Regions from separate parts of the Homo sapiens genome. Here region 1 is linked to region 2. Evidence: chromatin loops called from intact Hi-C (ENCODE). Cell type or tissue: Caco-2. All regions are shown on one strand. Each heading gives the region's core, and the rest is flanking DNA. Links, peaks and the distances in the headings are about the cores only. Region 1 has its middle 20 kb from the start of KIF3B. Region 2 overlaps KIF3B (kinesin family member 3B).

Region 1 (8,336 bases), core at 43-8,042, 69 kb before region 2:
AATGTATTACCAATTCAGATTCTTTTGTGAATATAAAGATATCACTGAGACATATTATTAATAGAAAGAAGGCAAGTTGCCTGCATATATATAATCTCACTTAAAAAAGAAGCATGAAACCTACATATTTCTATTACATACACATATAAATATGTAGAAAAAGATTGAGAAGGATACACTTAAAACTGGTAATGGCTGGGCATGGTTGCACGCACCTGTAATTCTAGCACTTTGGGAGGCCGAGGTGGGTGGATCACCTGAGGTCAGGAGTTTGAGACCAGCCTGGCCAACGTGGCAAAACACTGTCTCTACTAAAAATACAAAAATTAGCCGGACGTGTTGGCATGCTCCTGTAATCCCAGCTACTCGGGAGGCTGAGGCAGGAGAATTGCTTGAACCTGGAGGGCGGAGGTTGTAGTGAGCCGAGATTGCGCCATTGCAACAAGAGTGAAACTCCGTCTCAAAAACAACAAGAACAACAACAAAAACTGGTAACAATGTCATCCCTGGGGAGGGAGATGGAATGGTAGGCATATTATGAAAAGGGAATCTACCAGGGCCGGGTGTGGTGGCTCGCACCTGTAATCCCAGCATTTTGGGAGGCCAAGGCCGGCAGATCATGAGGTCAGGAGATCGAGACCATCCTGGCTAACACGGTGAAACCCCGTCTCTACTAAAAATACAAAAAATTAGCCAGGCGTGGCGGAGGGGACCTGAAGTCCCAGCTACTCAGGAGGCTGAGGCAGGAGAATGGCATGAACCCGGGAGGTGGAGGTTGTAGTGAGCCAAGATCGTGCCACTGCACTCCAGCCTGGGTGACAGAGCAAGACTCCATCTCACACACACACACAAAAAAGAGAAGGGAACCTATCTTTTTTTTTTTTTTTTTGAGACAGGGTTACACCCTGTCACCTAGCCTGGAGTGCAGTGGTGCAATCTCAGCTCACCACAACTGCTGCCTCCCAGGCTCAAGTGATCCTCCCACCTCAGCCTCCCAAGTAACTGAGAATACAGGCACCACTACGCCCAGCTAATTTTTGTATTTTTTGTAGAGATGGGGTTTTGCCATGTTTCCCAGGCTGGTCACAAACTCCTGAGCTCAAGGGGTCTGTCCACCTCGGCCTCTTGAAGTGCTGGGATTACAGGCATGAGCCACTGCACCTGGCCAGGACAGACTTTTTTTTTTTGACGGAGTCTCACTCTGTCGCCCAGGCTGGAGCGCAATGGCATGATCTCAGCTCACTGCAACCTCCGCCTCCCAGGTTCAAGTGATTCTCCTGCCTCAGCCTCCTCAGTAGCTGGGATTAGAGGCACCCACCACCACACCCAGGTAATTTTTGTGTTTTCAGTAGAGACAGGGTTTCACCATATTGGCCAGGCTAGTCTCAAACTCCTGACCTCAGGTGATTTGCCCACCTCAGCCTCCCAAAGTGCTGGGATTACAGGCGTGAGCCACCTTGCCCCACTGGACCTATCACTTTTATATTACATATTTTTCTTGATGGTTTGAATCATTTGCAATAACTGTGTTCCTGGGTAACTGGTCTAATTTTCTGTCGCTGGATAGCAAAGCACCCCAAACTTAGTGGCATGAAACAACAATCCTTTTATTCCATTCACAGATTCTGTGGATCAGGAATTTGCACAAGGCACAACATAATTGGTTTGTCTCTGCTCCCTGATATATGGAGCCTGAGCTGGGAGATGACAACAGCTGGTGATGACTCACGTTTCTGGTGCCTGGGTTTGGATGACTAGCATGCTGGGCTCAGCTACAGCCATTGACTAGAACACCTACAAATGGCCTCTCACTGTGGCCTAGGCCTCCTTGCAGCGTGGAAGCTGTGTTCCAAGAGGGAATATTCCAGAAAGAAGCATTTGGAGAAAGAATATTCCAAGAGAACCAGGCAGAGCTGCATGTTTATTTATGACCCAACCTCAGAAGTCACATAGCATCACCTCTGCCATACTCTATTGGTGAAATCAGCCACAAGCCACCCAGATTCAAGGAAAGGGGACATAGACTCCCCTCCAATGGGAGGAGTGTCAAGGAATTTGCAGCCACTTCTTTAAAAACTGCCACATTTAGTTATAGAATTTATTGTATTATTTTATTTTTGTAGAGACATGATCTCACTGTGTGGCCCAGGCTGATCTTAAACTCCTGGCCTCAAGTGATCCTCCTGCCTCAGCCTCCTAAAGTGCTGGGATTACGGACGTGAACCACCATGCCTGGCCATGGGATTTAAAAATCTATTTTAGGTCGGGCACGGTGGCTCATGCCTGTAATCCCAGCACTTTGGGAGGCCGAGGTGGGCGGATCACTTGAGGTCAGGAGTTCAAAACCAGTCTGGCCAACATGGTGAAATGTTGTCTCTACTATAATTACAAAAATTAGCCAGGAGTGGTGGTGCACGCCTGTAATCCCAGATACTTGGGAAGCTGAGGCACGAGAATCGCTTGAATCTGGGAGGCAAAGGTTGCAGTGAGCCAAGATCGTGCCACTGCACTCCAGCCTGGGTGATACAGTGAGACCCTGTCTCAAAAAAAACATGTATTTTAAACAAAGGGTGAGCAATAAACATTGAGGCTGCCTTTCCTAAGACAGTGGGTTGGGAGCACCTAGGCACATGCTCATATCCCAGACTCTTAGCTCTTTCTGTTTTGTTGCCTTTATTGCTTTGAGTCTGATAATCTCGGAGAGACCTGAGGTAACTTGGCAGTTGTAACTTATAATTCTCTTTTTGTTTCTCTTCAGTACCTGGAGCCAAACCCTTTAGGTAAATATTTACGTATAGATTCATTTGTTCCCCTTATTCCCAGAAAAGATTTGAGGAAGCTTACAGGGATTCATACAGTATAATCGTATGATTAAAAATATATAAATAGATCAAGAAACCAAGGGAAAGGGAAAGGAAAGACTGAAACAGTAAGTTGAAACCAGAGGGGAAGTTAGTTCTCAAAAATATATGCTGCAAAGTCTTAAGTAAATATTTGTCATTGCAGGGCTGGAAAGCATAATGTATGTTATCTGATCTAATTACCCAACTGGCTCTTGAAATCCCTCTCTGACATCCCTACAGTAGCCATCTAGCCTGAGTTTGCACATTTCCAGTGACGGGGAGATCAGTACATTGCAAGGCAATTCCAACTGTTAGAAAGTATGGACCCAGGAGTCACAAATTCAAATGCTTCCAAGGGCTGGGCGTGGTAGCTCACACCTGTAATCCCAGCACTTTGGGAGGCCGAGGCAGGCGGATCACCTGAGTTCAGGAGTTCAAGACCAGCCTGGCCAACATGATGAAATCCCATCTCTACTAAAAATACAAAAACTAGCTGGGAGTGGTTGTGTACACCTGTAATTCCAGCTACTCAGGAGGCTGAGGCAGGAGAATCACTTGAACCTGGAAGGTGGAGGTTGCAGTGAGCTGAGATCGCGCCACTGCACTCCAGTCTGGGCAATAGAACGAGACTCTGTCTCAAAAAAAAAAAAAAAAAAAAAAACCACAAAAAAATCCCCAAATGCTTTCAAGGACCAGATGAATGAGGCAGGTCAATGTGGTGGAGTGGGGGCTGGGGGTCTAAGTCAAAGTGCAATGCACACACCCCCTTTAACTGTAGCAACTGCTACTCCTCCCAGCCAATTGTTGCCATATGGGACTTAGGTCCAGTGTAGCCAGATCTTTAGATATTTCAAGAGAAGCTGAAAAATCCCGATTTTATAGGAAATTTCCCTTTTTTTTTTGAGACAGGGTCTCACTGTGTCACCCAGGCTGGAGTGGTGGCATGATCTCAGCTCACTGCGACTTCTGTCTCCCGGGCTCAAGCAATCCTCCCACTTCAGCCTCCTGAGTATCTGGGACTACAGGTGCACACCACTACACCTGGCTAATTTCTGTAGAGACAAGGTTTTGCCATGTTGCCCAGGTCGGTCTCAAACTCTTGAGCTCAAGCGATCCACCCGCCTTGGCTTCCCAAAGTGCTGGGGTTACAGGCATGAGCCACTGTGTCAGGCAATTTCCTGGGTTTTAAATTGGCAATTAATTCTTTATTTTATTTTATTTTTGAGACAGAATCTCGCTCTTTTGCCCAGGTTGGAGTGCAGTGACACAATCTCGGCTCACTGCAACCTCCGCCTCCCAGGTTCAAGTGCTTCTTCCGCCTCAGCCTCCCAAGTAGCTGGGACTACAGGTGCCCGCTGCCACACTCAGCTAATTTTTGTATTTTTAGTACTGATGGGGTTTCACCATATTGGCCAGGCTGGTCTCGAACTCCCAACCTCGTGATCTGCGCGCCTCGGCCTCCCAAAGTGCTGGGGTTACAGGCGTGAGCCATTATGCCCGGCCTAATTCTCTAGTTTATAAAACACTGAACAGCCCACAGGAAATACAACTGCAGACCTGTGCTGTCTCTGGTTCACAGGCTTGTGAGTCCAAGGTGGCCAAAGTCTCAGGCTTTAAAGCTGGGTTAAAACAGGCTTTGAATCTCGCTCTGCGACTTACTCATTGCATAATTGTAGCCTCAATTCTCATCTGTAAAATGGGAATAATAATAGCACTTACCTACCTCTTTTTTTCCTTTTTCAGGGACGAAGTCTTGCTCTATCTCTCACTGCAGCCTCAAACTCCTGGGCTCAAGTGATCCTCCCACCTCAGTCTCCCAAGTAGCCAGAACTACTGGTACATGCCACCATAATTGACTAATTTTTAATTTTTTTTTTTTTTGTAGAGACAGGCTGGTCTCGGACTCCTGGGCTCAAAAGATCCTCCCACCTCAACCTCCCAAAGTGCTGAAATTATAGGTGTGGCCTGGCCAACAGAGCAAAACCGCGTCTCTACTAAAAATACAAAAATTAGCCAGGCGTTGTGTTGCACACCTGTAATCCCAGCTATTCGTGAGGCTGAGGCAGAAGAATCACTTGAACTTTGGAGGCAGAGGTTGCAGTGAGCTGAGATTGTGCCACTGCACTCCAGCCCAGGTGACAGAATGATACCCTGTCTCAATAAATAAATAAATAATGCTAAATATTAATAACTACAATAAATAAACTATTTTTGGCTGGGCACAGTGGCTCACTCCTATAATCCCAACACTTTTTGGGAGCCCAAGGCAGGTGAATTGCTTGAGCCCAGGAGTTCAAGACCAGCCTGGGCAACATAGGGAGACCCTGTCTCTACAAAAATACCAAAATTAGCTGAGTGCGGTGGTGTGTGGCTATAGTCCCAGCTACTTGGGAGGTTGAGGTGGGAGGATAGCTTGAGCCTGGATGTCAAGCCTACAGTAACCTGTGATTGTGCCACTGCACTCCAGCGTGGGTGACAGAGCAAGACCCTGTCTCAAAATCAATCAATCAATCAATCAATCAATCAGTAAAATAAATAAACTATTTTGAGGGTCTCTCTGGAGCTTTCATCCAGTAATTCCTGCTTTACCCATAAAGGCAATTTTTTTTTTTTTTAGACAGAGTCTCGCCGTTGCCCAGGCTGAAGTGCAGTGGCGTGATCTCAGCTCACTGCAACCTCCGCCTCCCAGGTTCAAGCAATTCTCCTGTCTCAGCCTCCTGAGTAGCTGGGATTACAAGCGTGTACCACCATACCTGGCTAATTTTTGTATTTTTAGTAGAGACAAAGTTTCACCATGTTGGTCAGGCTGGTCTCAAACTCCTGACCTCAGGTGATCCACCCGCCTTGGCCCCACAAAGTGCTGGAATTACAGGCGTGAGCCACCCCACCTGGCGAAGTAATTTTTTTTTTTTTTGAGACGGAGTCTCGCTGTGTTGCCCAGGCTGGAGTGGTTCCATCTTGGCTCACTGCAACCTCCGCCTCCCGGGTTCAAGTGATTCTCCTGCCTCAGCCTCTCGAGTAGCTGGGACTATAGGTGCGTGCCACCATGCCCGGCTAATTTTTTGTATTTCTAGTAGAGACAGGGTTTCACCGTGTTGGCCAGGGTGGTCTTGATCTCCTGACCTCGTGATCCGCCGGCCTCGGCCTCCCAAAGTGCTGGGATTACAGGTGTGAGCCACCATGTCCGGCCAAAGGTAATTTTTTATAAGACTGGTTGAGGTACGTTCCAAGGTTTCAGTGACTTTGGTTTTTGTTTTTTTGTTTTTGTTTTTTTTTGAGACAGGGTCTCACTCTGTCGCCCAGGCTGGAGTGCAGTGGTGATCTCAGCTCACCGCAACCTCCGCCTCCTGGGTTCAAGTGATTCTCATGCCTCAGCCTCCCAAGTAGCTAGGATTACAGGCATGCACCACCATGCCTGGCTAATTTTTGTATTTTTATTTTTATTTATTTACTTTTTTGAGACAGAGTCTCGCACTGTCACCCTGGCTGGAGTACAGTGACTATCTGATCTCGGCTCACTGCAACCTCCGCCTCCTGGATTCAAGTGATTCTCCTGCCTCAGCCTCTTGAGTAGCTGGGATTACAGGTATGCGCCACCACACCCAGCTAATTTTTTTTGTATTTTTAGTAGAGATGGGGTTTCACCATGTTGGCCAGGCTGATCTTGAACTCCTGACTTCGTGATTCACCCGCCTGGGCCTCCCAAAGTGCTGGGATTACAGGCGTGAGCCACCACACCCGGCCATTTTTGTATTTTTAGCAGAGATGGGGTTGGCCAGGCTGGTCTCGAACTCTTGACCTCAGGTGATCCACCCGCCTCCGCTCCCAAAGTGCTGGGATTACAGGCATGAGCCACCACGCCGGGCCAGGACTTTGTTTTTAATTATTAGAAGTACAGCTCACATTTTCCCTTTAAGTGCCAGAAATACGACATTTTCCTTTGTCCACAATGCAGATAAAACTCAGCTGAGTGAGGATGTCTGCAGGATCCTGCTTCTTTGGGATGGTGGGCAATGAACAACTATGGACATAGGTGTGTTGTTTGTAGGTGAAGAGAGGGGTTTAGTGGAGAGGGCATTCTAGGTGAGGAGAACCGGTGGAACAAAGTATTTAGAGGCGGGTGAGCTCCTGGAGCCTGATCAGAGAAAAAAGGGAAATATCGCCAATACTTAAGTTGGGCCTGGTGTTGACAGGAAGACAACCTGGCCTAACCTCTGGAAAATGGGGAGCCATTAGAGAGATGTAAGCAGGGCAGTTCTGCAGAAACACACAAAGAGGGCTAACCAAGAATGATCACGGTTTGCAAGTCACTCACTGAATGTGCTTCTGAAAGGACTCGTCTCAAATCAGTTATATATTGTGTCTCTTCTCCAGAGTCTGGGAGCCTCCAGGGACGAGGGGAATAGGATATTTTTCATCTCTCTGTCCTAGAAACACACCCAATATTTGCAGAGGACTTGAGAGAAGGGGAGGGACTGAGCTGGGGTCACCTGATTGTAGGCAGAGGAGAGAGTGTGAGCTCTGGGTTACAACCTGACTCTGCCACGAGGTAGCTACACAACCTTGGCTAGTTAATGAACTGAGCCTCAGTCTTCCCATCTGTAAGGTGGGGATAATAATAGTACCTTTGGGCCGGGTGCGGTGGCTCACGCCTATAATTCCAGCACTTTGGGAGGCCGAGGTGGGCAGATTACCTGAGGTCAGGAGTTCGAGACCAGCCTGGCTAACATGGTGGAACCCCGTCTCTACCAAAAATACAAAAATTAGCTGGGCATGGCGGCGGGCGCCTGTAATCCCAGCTACTCTGGAGGCTGAGGCAGGAGAATCGCTTGAGGTGGGAGGCGGAGGTTACAGTGAGCCAAGATCACACCACTGCACTCCAGCCTGGGCAACAAGAGTGAAACTCCATCTCAAAAATAATAATAATAATAATAATAATAATAATAATAATAATAATAATAATAAAAATAATAGTACCTTCATGATAGAATGATTACAAAGACTGATGTGCTTAACTCATAAGTGCTCAATAAATGTCCTTTTGGGGATTTTCAGCTCCCCCAGCAGCCTTCCCCTTGGTCTCCTTGCCTTAGCCCCCAACATTGTGTCTGTGGATTATCGTCTCCCACTGCCCTCCACCCCTTTTGCTCTCACCCTTTCATTTCCTGATCCCACTTTCCTACTGGTCAAATATGAACCATTGCATGTATTTACTTCTGATGCTTTTTAGGAAAAGACAAAATGTCACACCCAGCTGAAAAATGGAAGAATTTGGTCTTGAATCCAGGTCAAGTTCATGAACTCTTATACCACCCTCTGCTCTTTGGGTCCATTACGTACTGGCTGTGAGAAATCAAGTTTCTAGGTGGGGCACAGTGGCTCATGCCTGCAATCTCAGCACTTTGGGAGTCTGAGGTGGGAGGATCACTTTGAGTCCAGGAGTTTGAGACCAGTCTGGAAAACAAAGTGAGTTCCCATTTCTACAGAAAATTT
Region 2 (8,336 bases), core at 117-8,116:
ATTGTTTTCTTAATTTTATTTTTGGAATATTAATTACTAGTATATAAAAATACTGGCTGGGCATGGTGGCTCACACGTGTAATCCCAGCACTTTGAGAGGCCCAGGTGGACGGATCACCTGAAGTCAGGAGTTTGAGACCAGCCCGGCCAACATGGTGAAACCCTGTCTCTACAAAAATACAGAAATTAGCCAGGCGTGGTGGCGGGTGTCTATAATCCCAGCTACTTGGGAGGCTGAGGCAAGAGAATCGCTTGAACCCTGGAGGCGGAGGTTGCAGTGAGCCGAGATTGCGCCATTGCACTCCAGCCTGGGCGACAGAGCGAGAATCCGTCTCAAAAAAAAAATTTTATATATTTATATATATTTATATATATATTTTTATATATTTATATATATATTTATATATTTATATATATTTATATATATTTATATATTTATATATATTTATATTTATTTATTTATATATATTTATTTATATATATATTTATATATATTTATATATATATTTATATATATTTATATATATATTTATATATATTTATATATATTTATATGTATATTTTTATATATTTATATATATTTATATATACATATTCATATATATTTTTATATATTTATATACATATTCATATATATTTTTATATATTTATATATACATATTTATATATATACATATTTATATATATACATATTTATATATATACACATATTTATATATACATATATTTATATTTATATATATTTATATTTATATATTTATATATTTATATTTATATATATTTATATTTATATATATTTATATATTTATATATATTTATATTTATATATTTATATATATTTATATATTTATATTTATATATTTACATATATTTATATATTTATATTTATATATTTATATTTATATATTTATATATATTTATATTTATATATAATTGATTTTTGTCTACACAATGATATTTTTATACCTAAAAAAATTAAGTTTCTTAGTATTTTCTAGTACCCAATCCACATTCAGATTTTCTTGGTTTGCTCGTTTTAAGATCTACATATTAGGACTACATGTTACATTTGGTTATTAAGTCTCTTAGACTTATTTTAATCTGAGGCAATTCTTTTTATTTTTTATTTTATTTATTTGTTTATTTGAGACAGAGTCTCACTTTGTCGCCAGACTGGAGTGCAGTGGCGCGGTCTCGGCTCACTGCAAACTCTGCCTCCCAGGTTCAAGTGATTCTCCTGCCTCGGCCTCCCAGGTAGCTGGGACTACTCGAGTAGTGAGCCACCACGCCCAGCCAATTCTTTTTATTTTTAAAAATATTTTTCAGCCGAGCATGGTGGCTCGTACCTGTAATCCCAGCACTTTGGGAGGCTGAGGCAGGTGGATCATGAGGTCAGGAGTTCAAGACCAGCCTGGCCAAGATGGTGAAACCCCCATCTCTACTAAAAATACAAGAATTAGCTGGGTGTGGTGGCGGGCGCCTGTAATCTCAACTACTCGGGAGGCTGAGGCAGGAAAATTGCTTGAACCTGGAAGGCGGAGGTTGCAGTGAGCCAAGATTGTGCCACTGCACTCCAGCTGGGGCAACAAGAGCGAAACTCCATCTCAAAAAGTATATATATACATATTTTTCATAGTTGACTTGTTGAAAAGACTGAATCAGATAGCCTGTAGAAATATCCCACATTGTAGGCGGGAGTGGTGGCATGTGCCTGTAGTTCCAGCTACTTGGGAAGCTGAGGCAGGAGGATTGCTTGAGCCCAGGAGTTCAAGGCTGCAGTGAGCCAAGATTATGCCACTGCATTCCAGTCTGGGTGACCGAGTGAGACACCAACTCAAAAGAAAAAAAAAAAAGAAGAAATATACTACATTCTGGATTTGTTGGTCTCTTTCTTCATGGTGTCAATTAACTTGTATCTCTATCCCCTTTATTTAGCTCTAACTGAAAGCTATCTCTGAAGCACGGGTTCCCAACCTTGGCTACAAACTGAGAAGTTTTAAAAATTAATGATGTCTGAGCCCCACCTCAGAGATTCTGATTTAATTGGTCTAGGGCAGTAGTCCTTAAACTTTAGCAGGCATCAGAATTACCTGAAGGGATTGTTAAACACAGATTGCTGGGTATCACACCCGGAGTCTGATTCAGAAAGGCTGGGGCAGGGCCTGAGAATGTTCATTTCTAGTAGGTTCCAGGTATTGCTTCTGCTGGTTTGGTGAATGCACTTTGAGAACTCTTGGTCTCTCATGAGGTCTGGGCAAGATATTTTTCAAAACTCTGTAGGTAACGTTAATGTGCAGCCTGGCCTGAGAAATGTGGAGCTAATAGTTTCAGCCAACAGATGATCTTTGTCTGGATCCATTATTTCATTAGTGGGGTTACAAAATGACCATGCCTGGCCAAAGAAGAAGTTTTCAAAGGGATTCTTTTAATGATCAAATTTTAAATTTGGAAAAGAGCCCTTAAAATTAAATGTAGGCAAGGTGCGGTGGCTCATGCCTATAATCCCAGCACTTTTGGAGGCTGAGGTGGGCAAATTGCCTGAGCTCAGGAGCTCAAGACCAGCCTGGGCAACATGGTGAAACCCTGTCTCTACTAAAAATACAAAAAAATTAGCTGGGCATGGAGACATGTGTCTATAGTCTCAGCTACTCCGGGGGCTGAGGCACGAGAATCGCTTGAACCTGGGAGACGAAGGTTGCAGTGGGCTGAGATTGCGCCACTTTACTCCAGCCTGGGCGACAAAGTGAGACTCTGTCTCCAGAAAAACTAATTAATTAATTAAATGTGTGTGTCGGTCAGTCCTCTTTGCAGGTATGTACATCTAGAAAAAGATCAGGACAAAATATACCAACATAATAATAATAGTTATCTCTGGATAGTGAAATTGTGGGTGATTATGTTTTTTACATTTTCTTTTTGTTGTTGTTGTTGTTTGAGACAGAGTATTGCTCTGTCACCCGGATTGGAGTGCGGTGGCACGATCTTGGCTCACTGCAACCTCTGCCTCCCAGGTTCAAGTGAATTTCATGCCTCAGCCTCCCAAGTAGCTGGGATTACAGGTGCAGGTCAACCACGCACGGCTAATTTTTATATTTTTAGTAGAGACAGGGTTTTGCCATGTTTATCAGGCTGGTCTCGAACTCCTGACCTCAGGTGATCCACCCACCTCGGCCTCCCGAAGCACTGAGATTACAGGTGTGAGCCACTGGGCCTGGCCTGTTTTTTACATTTTCTAATGAATAAATAGAATCATTGTAACCAGAAGAAAGCCAAATATGTGTTATAAAAAATAGTTTCTGAAATGTCAAAGAGAAAATTTTAGCTCCCCAAAATATTTTTTTTTCTAAGGAGTCTATTTTCATTATTATCTCTCTCTCTCTCTCTTTTTTTTTTTTTTTTTTTTTTTTTTTTTTGAGACAGAGTTTTGCTCTTTGGCCCAGGCCAGAGTGCAGTGGTGTGATCTCGGCTCACTGCAACCTCTGCCCTCTGGGTTCAAGTGATTCTCCTGTCTCAGCCTCCTGAGTAGCTGGGATTATAGGTGCCTACTACCACACACAGCTAATTTTTGTATTTTTAGTAGAGACAGAGTTTCGCCATGTTGGCCAGGCTGTTCTCGAACTCCTGACCTCAGGCAATCCACTGGCTCGGCCTCCCAAAGTGTTAGGATTACAGACATGAGCCACCGTGCCTGGCCTATATCTCTTTTTATATCTTTTGAGTAAACAGTGAGTCAGCCTCTTTCTCACAGTACCCTATACCTCTGTGCTGTTTGCTTTGTGTCCCTTCCATGTTCATTTCCTTTTGGCATTGTTTTGTCCTGAGGCTTTAGAAGAGTAAAGGCAGAGATATAATGGGAGACAGTCATCACCATAGAGAGACACCACCAGTGGGTTCCAGTTTCCTTGTTTGATGTGTTTCCTGGGCACTTGTCAGACAGAGACTGTTAGTAGGAATGGTCTTCATTCTCAGGGGCTGAAATCCACTTAGTCCTGCTTTTTATCCTGGTCAGTTAGAATGGGAAATTTTCCAGCTTGGACAACGAGCCATGGGATTGGAGTAAGGCAGTTTAATTTCTTCTGTTTTTGGCATTTTGGAAGTTAATGACCTTGGTTATCAGCACCAGTGGCCCTCTGAAAGATACTTCAGGTAGCAAATGTTCACTCCAATATAGCCCAGGGGTCACCTCCCTCTTGAGCCTGTTCACATCCTGCCCCTTCCCAGGCAGAAGTGACCTCTCCATATTTCTAAGACAGACCACTGTCAGTACCTATTATACCTAACAGGGCTGCACCATTACCCTTTGTTTCAGGCAGGAGCCAGATGTCATTTGTGTCTGTATCTCAGCTCTTTGTATGATGTTAGGCCCATCGTACTTGCTGAGTAAATGTTTGCTATGTGCCTTGACTCTTACCTGATTACTCACCATGCATGAGACCAGATAGCTGACACTTCATATGTATTCTGTATCTGTTTTCACCTGTTATGTGTGCTCTTACAGGCATCTTATTATAGAAAACTTTATCCCTCTGGAAGAAAAAAGTAAAATTATGAATAGAGCCTTCTTTGATGAAGAGGAAGATCATTGGAAACTACATCCTATAACCAGACTGGAGTAAGTCACTATTAACTTCAAGTATATTTTCAAGTATGAGGGAGGAAAAGAATGTTGATAACAAGAGCCCTCTGGTCAACAAAGGGGTTTGATAAGAACACAGTTTGGCTTATTTAAACTCAAAACCCACTGCATTACTGATTTTCTAGCTGCCATAGATCCACCAGGTAAAAGTTTGATCATGAGTGTGGTTTTAGGAATTGGGAGACTTTGTCACTAGTGAGTGAGCAAGTGACCTTTCCAAAGTTCCTGCATTTCTGTTTCTCCAGCTGTGAAGTGAAGTATGCTAGGTCACGTAAGGGGCAATTCAGAGCTGTTATCTTTGTGTGTCATTCTGACCCACAGTGTTGAGAAGGATTCTCATGCTAAGTCTGGGTGCTGCTGGAAAGATGGGAGACACCTGGCAGGGATGCAGAGGTGGGGGGTGTTGACAGCTATGCTTTGTGAATGCTGTCTAAGAACTGGGTGATGATTAAAAATCTCTTCTGGCTTAAAAGATGCATGATGCTCTGAATCAGAAAGCAACTCAAGCAGAAAACAGAAGCATTTCCCGTCCCACTTACGTCAGCCTGCAGTCCAGGGAGTTACTTGCTTCAGGTTCTGTCAGTGTCTTCCGAGTGCTGGTTCCACAGGACTCCAGCCAGGGCTTTAACACTGCAGTTCATTTCCAGGAACCAGCAGATGATGAAGCGGCCAGTCTCAGCCGTGGGATATAAGAGACCATTGAGCCAGCACGCAAGAATGTCCATGATGATTCGTCCAGAGGCCCGATATAGGGTGAGAAGATCCTTCTTGGGTTTTTCTCCTGTCTCTTTTGGAGTCTAGATTTGTGTAAGCCCTTAGATACTATTCCACTCAGAGTTCATACCTTCTTTCCAGAGGTACTTGAAGACATTTATACCAATAACAATTATAACAAATAATAAATAAATAAGCCGAGCACAGTAGCTCACACTTGTAATCCCAGCAGTTTGAGAGTCCAAGGTGGGCAGATTGGTTGATTCCCAGGAGTTTGAGACCAGCCTGGGCAATGTGGCGAAACCCTAACTCTACTAAAAATACAAAAATTAGCCAGGTGTGGTGGTGTGTGCCTGTAGTCCCAGCTACTTGGGAGGCTGAGGTGGGAGGATTACCTGAGCCCAGGAGGCAGAGGCTGCATTGAGCCAAGATCATGCCACAGCACTCTAGCCTGGGTGACAGAGTGAGACCCTGTCTCAAAAAATAAATAAGTAAATATAATAAAAATAATAACTAATAGGCCGGGCGCAGTGGCTGATGCCTGTAATCCCAGCACTTTGGGAGGCTGAGGTTGGTGGATCACCTGAGGTCAGGAGTTCGAGACCAGCCTGGCCAACGTGGTGAAACCCCATCTCTACTAAAAACACAAAAATTAGCTGGGTATGGTGGCAGGCACCTGTAATCCCAGCTACTTGGGAGGCTGAGGCAGGAGAATGGCGTGAACCCAGCGGGTGGAGCTTGCAGTGAGCCAAGATCGCGCCACTGCATTCCAGCCTGGGCAACAGGGCAAGACTCCGTCTCAAAAACAAAAAACAAAAACTAAAAACACAAAAATTAGCCGGGTATGGTGGCAGGCACCTGTAATCCCAGCTACTCGGGAGGCTGAGGCAGGAGAATCGCTTGAACCCAGGAGGCAGGAGGCGGAGGTTGCAGTGAGCCAAGATCGTGCCACTGCACTCCAGCCTGGGTGGCAGAGCGACACTCTGTCTCAAAAAAAAAAAAAAGTCAGTACTAGAGAAGGAGAGTACAAACATCCTGTCTGTCATGGCCAGTAAATATTAACAATGAACTTCAAAATGGCTCTGTGGGAAGGCTGGAGAGAACACAGATGTGTAGTGACAGGAGATGGACCTGTCGTAAAGAACTTCAGGTACTTTCATCTCACAAAATGTGTGTCAGTCATGTAGTCATTTAAAGGGACATCATTGAGGACTATTTAATGACCCCAAAATAGAAAAATAGAAACTCTGCCATGAGAGCCTCTACTTTTTAATTAAATTAAATTAATTAATTAATTTGTTTTGAGATGGAGTCTCGCTCTGTCGCCCAGGCTGGAGTGCAGTGGCGCGAGCTCTGCTTACTGCAACCCCTGTCTCCTGGGTTCAAGCAATTCTGGTGCTTCAGCCTTCCTAGTAGCTGAGACTACAGGCACATGCCACGACACCCAGCTAGTTTTTGTATTTTTAGTGGAGACAGGGTTTCACCATGTTGGCCAAGTTGGTCTTGAATGCCTGACCTCAGGTGATCCACCCACCTCGGCCTCCCAGAGTGCTGGGATTACAGGCATGTGCCAACACGCTCAGCTAATTTTTGTATATTTAGTAGAGACGGGGTTTCACCATGTTGGCCAGGCTGCTCTCGAACTCCTGACCTCAGGTGATCCACCCGCCTTAGCCTCCCAAAGTGCTGGGATTACAGGCGTGAGCCACCGCACTGGCCTTTTTTTTCTTTTTTTTTTTTTTTTTGAGGCAGGATCTCACTGTGTCACCCAAGCTGGAGTGCTGTAGCACAGTCATAGCTCGCTGTATCCTCAGACTCCTCGGCTCAAGTGATCCTCCTGCCTTGGCCTCCCAAAGCACTGGGATGACCATGCCCAGCTGAGCACTTGCTGTGTGCTGGGCATTGTACCCAGCACTTGACTGCTTTCTCTAATTAAGTTTCCCCATCTTCTCTATGCATTCAGTCCTGTTGCTTAAAGGTCAAGTAGTGGGGCAAGTGGCTGAACTAGGATACACAACGTATTAAGTTATAGAGTAATTTACACCAGAAGTATATATATGATATAAAATTTGATGTAAAATATATTGAAATGTAAACTGTTTTTCTCTGGTTGGTGGAAGCACACTCAATGTTTTTTTTCTTTTTGCTCATCTGTATTTTATAACTATCAATAGGGAACTTGTATTATTTTTATAGTGAAAGATTTTCACTTGAAATATTTTTAGATGTTTCTGAGTCTCTCTTGGCAGCCAGAGCCAAACAGAAGATTACGGTTAGTTAGCTCTTTGGGTGCCATTCTTCCTGGCTTTGAGTTATTTAAAAGAAAGAAAGCAAAAGCAAAAAATTAGGTGGAGTTAGGTGTTGTAAAACGGCATCACTTCTTTCAGGCAGGCTCTTTCTTGATAGGCCCTGAATAACAAGCAATTTGCACTTCTATTCTTGGAGGGGCCCTCGATTGCTTGTACTGCCTGTGTCCAGTTGGAGGCTAACCTAGCTGGTGATGGCTGTGCTTCTGCAGGCAGAAAACATTGTGCTGTTAGAGCTGGACATGCCCAGCCGGACCACCAGAGACTATGAGGGTCCAGCCATTGCCCCCAAGGTCCAGGCTGCATTGGATGCGGCTCTGCAGGATGAAGATGAGATACAGGTGGATGCATCATCATTTGAAAGCACTGCAAATAAGAAATCCAAGGCCAGGTGAGTGGCTTTGATGACGTGTGTTTAAACAGAACATGTTTGAACAAGGACAAACCAAAGCAAGAATGCTTGTTTATCATGGAATACTTTGCAGAACACACTAGAAAATATTGCCATATTACTCCTATGTTTACTTATTTATTCTACAAATATTTATGGTTGAGACACTATGCTGGGTATACCGAATACCAGAATACCTAATGTCCCCAGTCCCTTACTATAAGGTGAATGTGTTCTAGTGAAATAGCAGTCAGTTCTTCTGTTCTCATGAGGTGTCCGGTAGTTCTAA

The links. A loop is a pair of places that touch in the nucleus more often than their neighbours do. Peaks named below come from ENCODE experiments on the same cell type or tissue, not always from the same donor. Only the 100,000 strongest peaks of a DNase experiment are listed, where the experiment ranks them.
Region 1: it touches region 2 in a loop (6-fold over the local background); 3 of 110 quality-filtered maps call a loop at or near these places.

Annotation. Positions count from the first base shown.
Region 1 is chr20:32,253,727-32,262,062 of GRCh38, forward strand. No RefSeq gene overlaps it. Among named protein-coding and RNA genes, the nearest start is that of KIF3B, 20 kb to the right of the region's middle. In Caco-2, for the core only: no CTCF peak of the experiment used is centred there; DNase peaks (open chromatin) are centred at 1,745 and 3,125.
Region 2 is chr20:32,322,273-32,330,608 of GRCh38, forward strand. It overlaps KIF3B (kinesin family member 3B), which reads left to right. Exons shown (of 9, transcript NM_004798.4): 6 at 4,499-4,612; 7 at 5,284-5,389; 8 at 7,869-8,047. Among named protein-coding and RNA genes, the nearest start is that of ASXL1, 32 kb to the right of the region's middle. RefSeq lists an enhancer at 4,056-5,255. In Caco-2, for the core only: no CTCF peak of the experiment used is centred there; DNase peaks (open chromatin) are centred at 3,669, 4,329 and 4,959.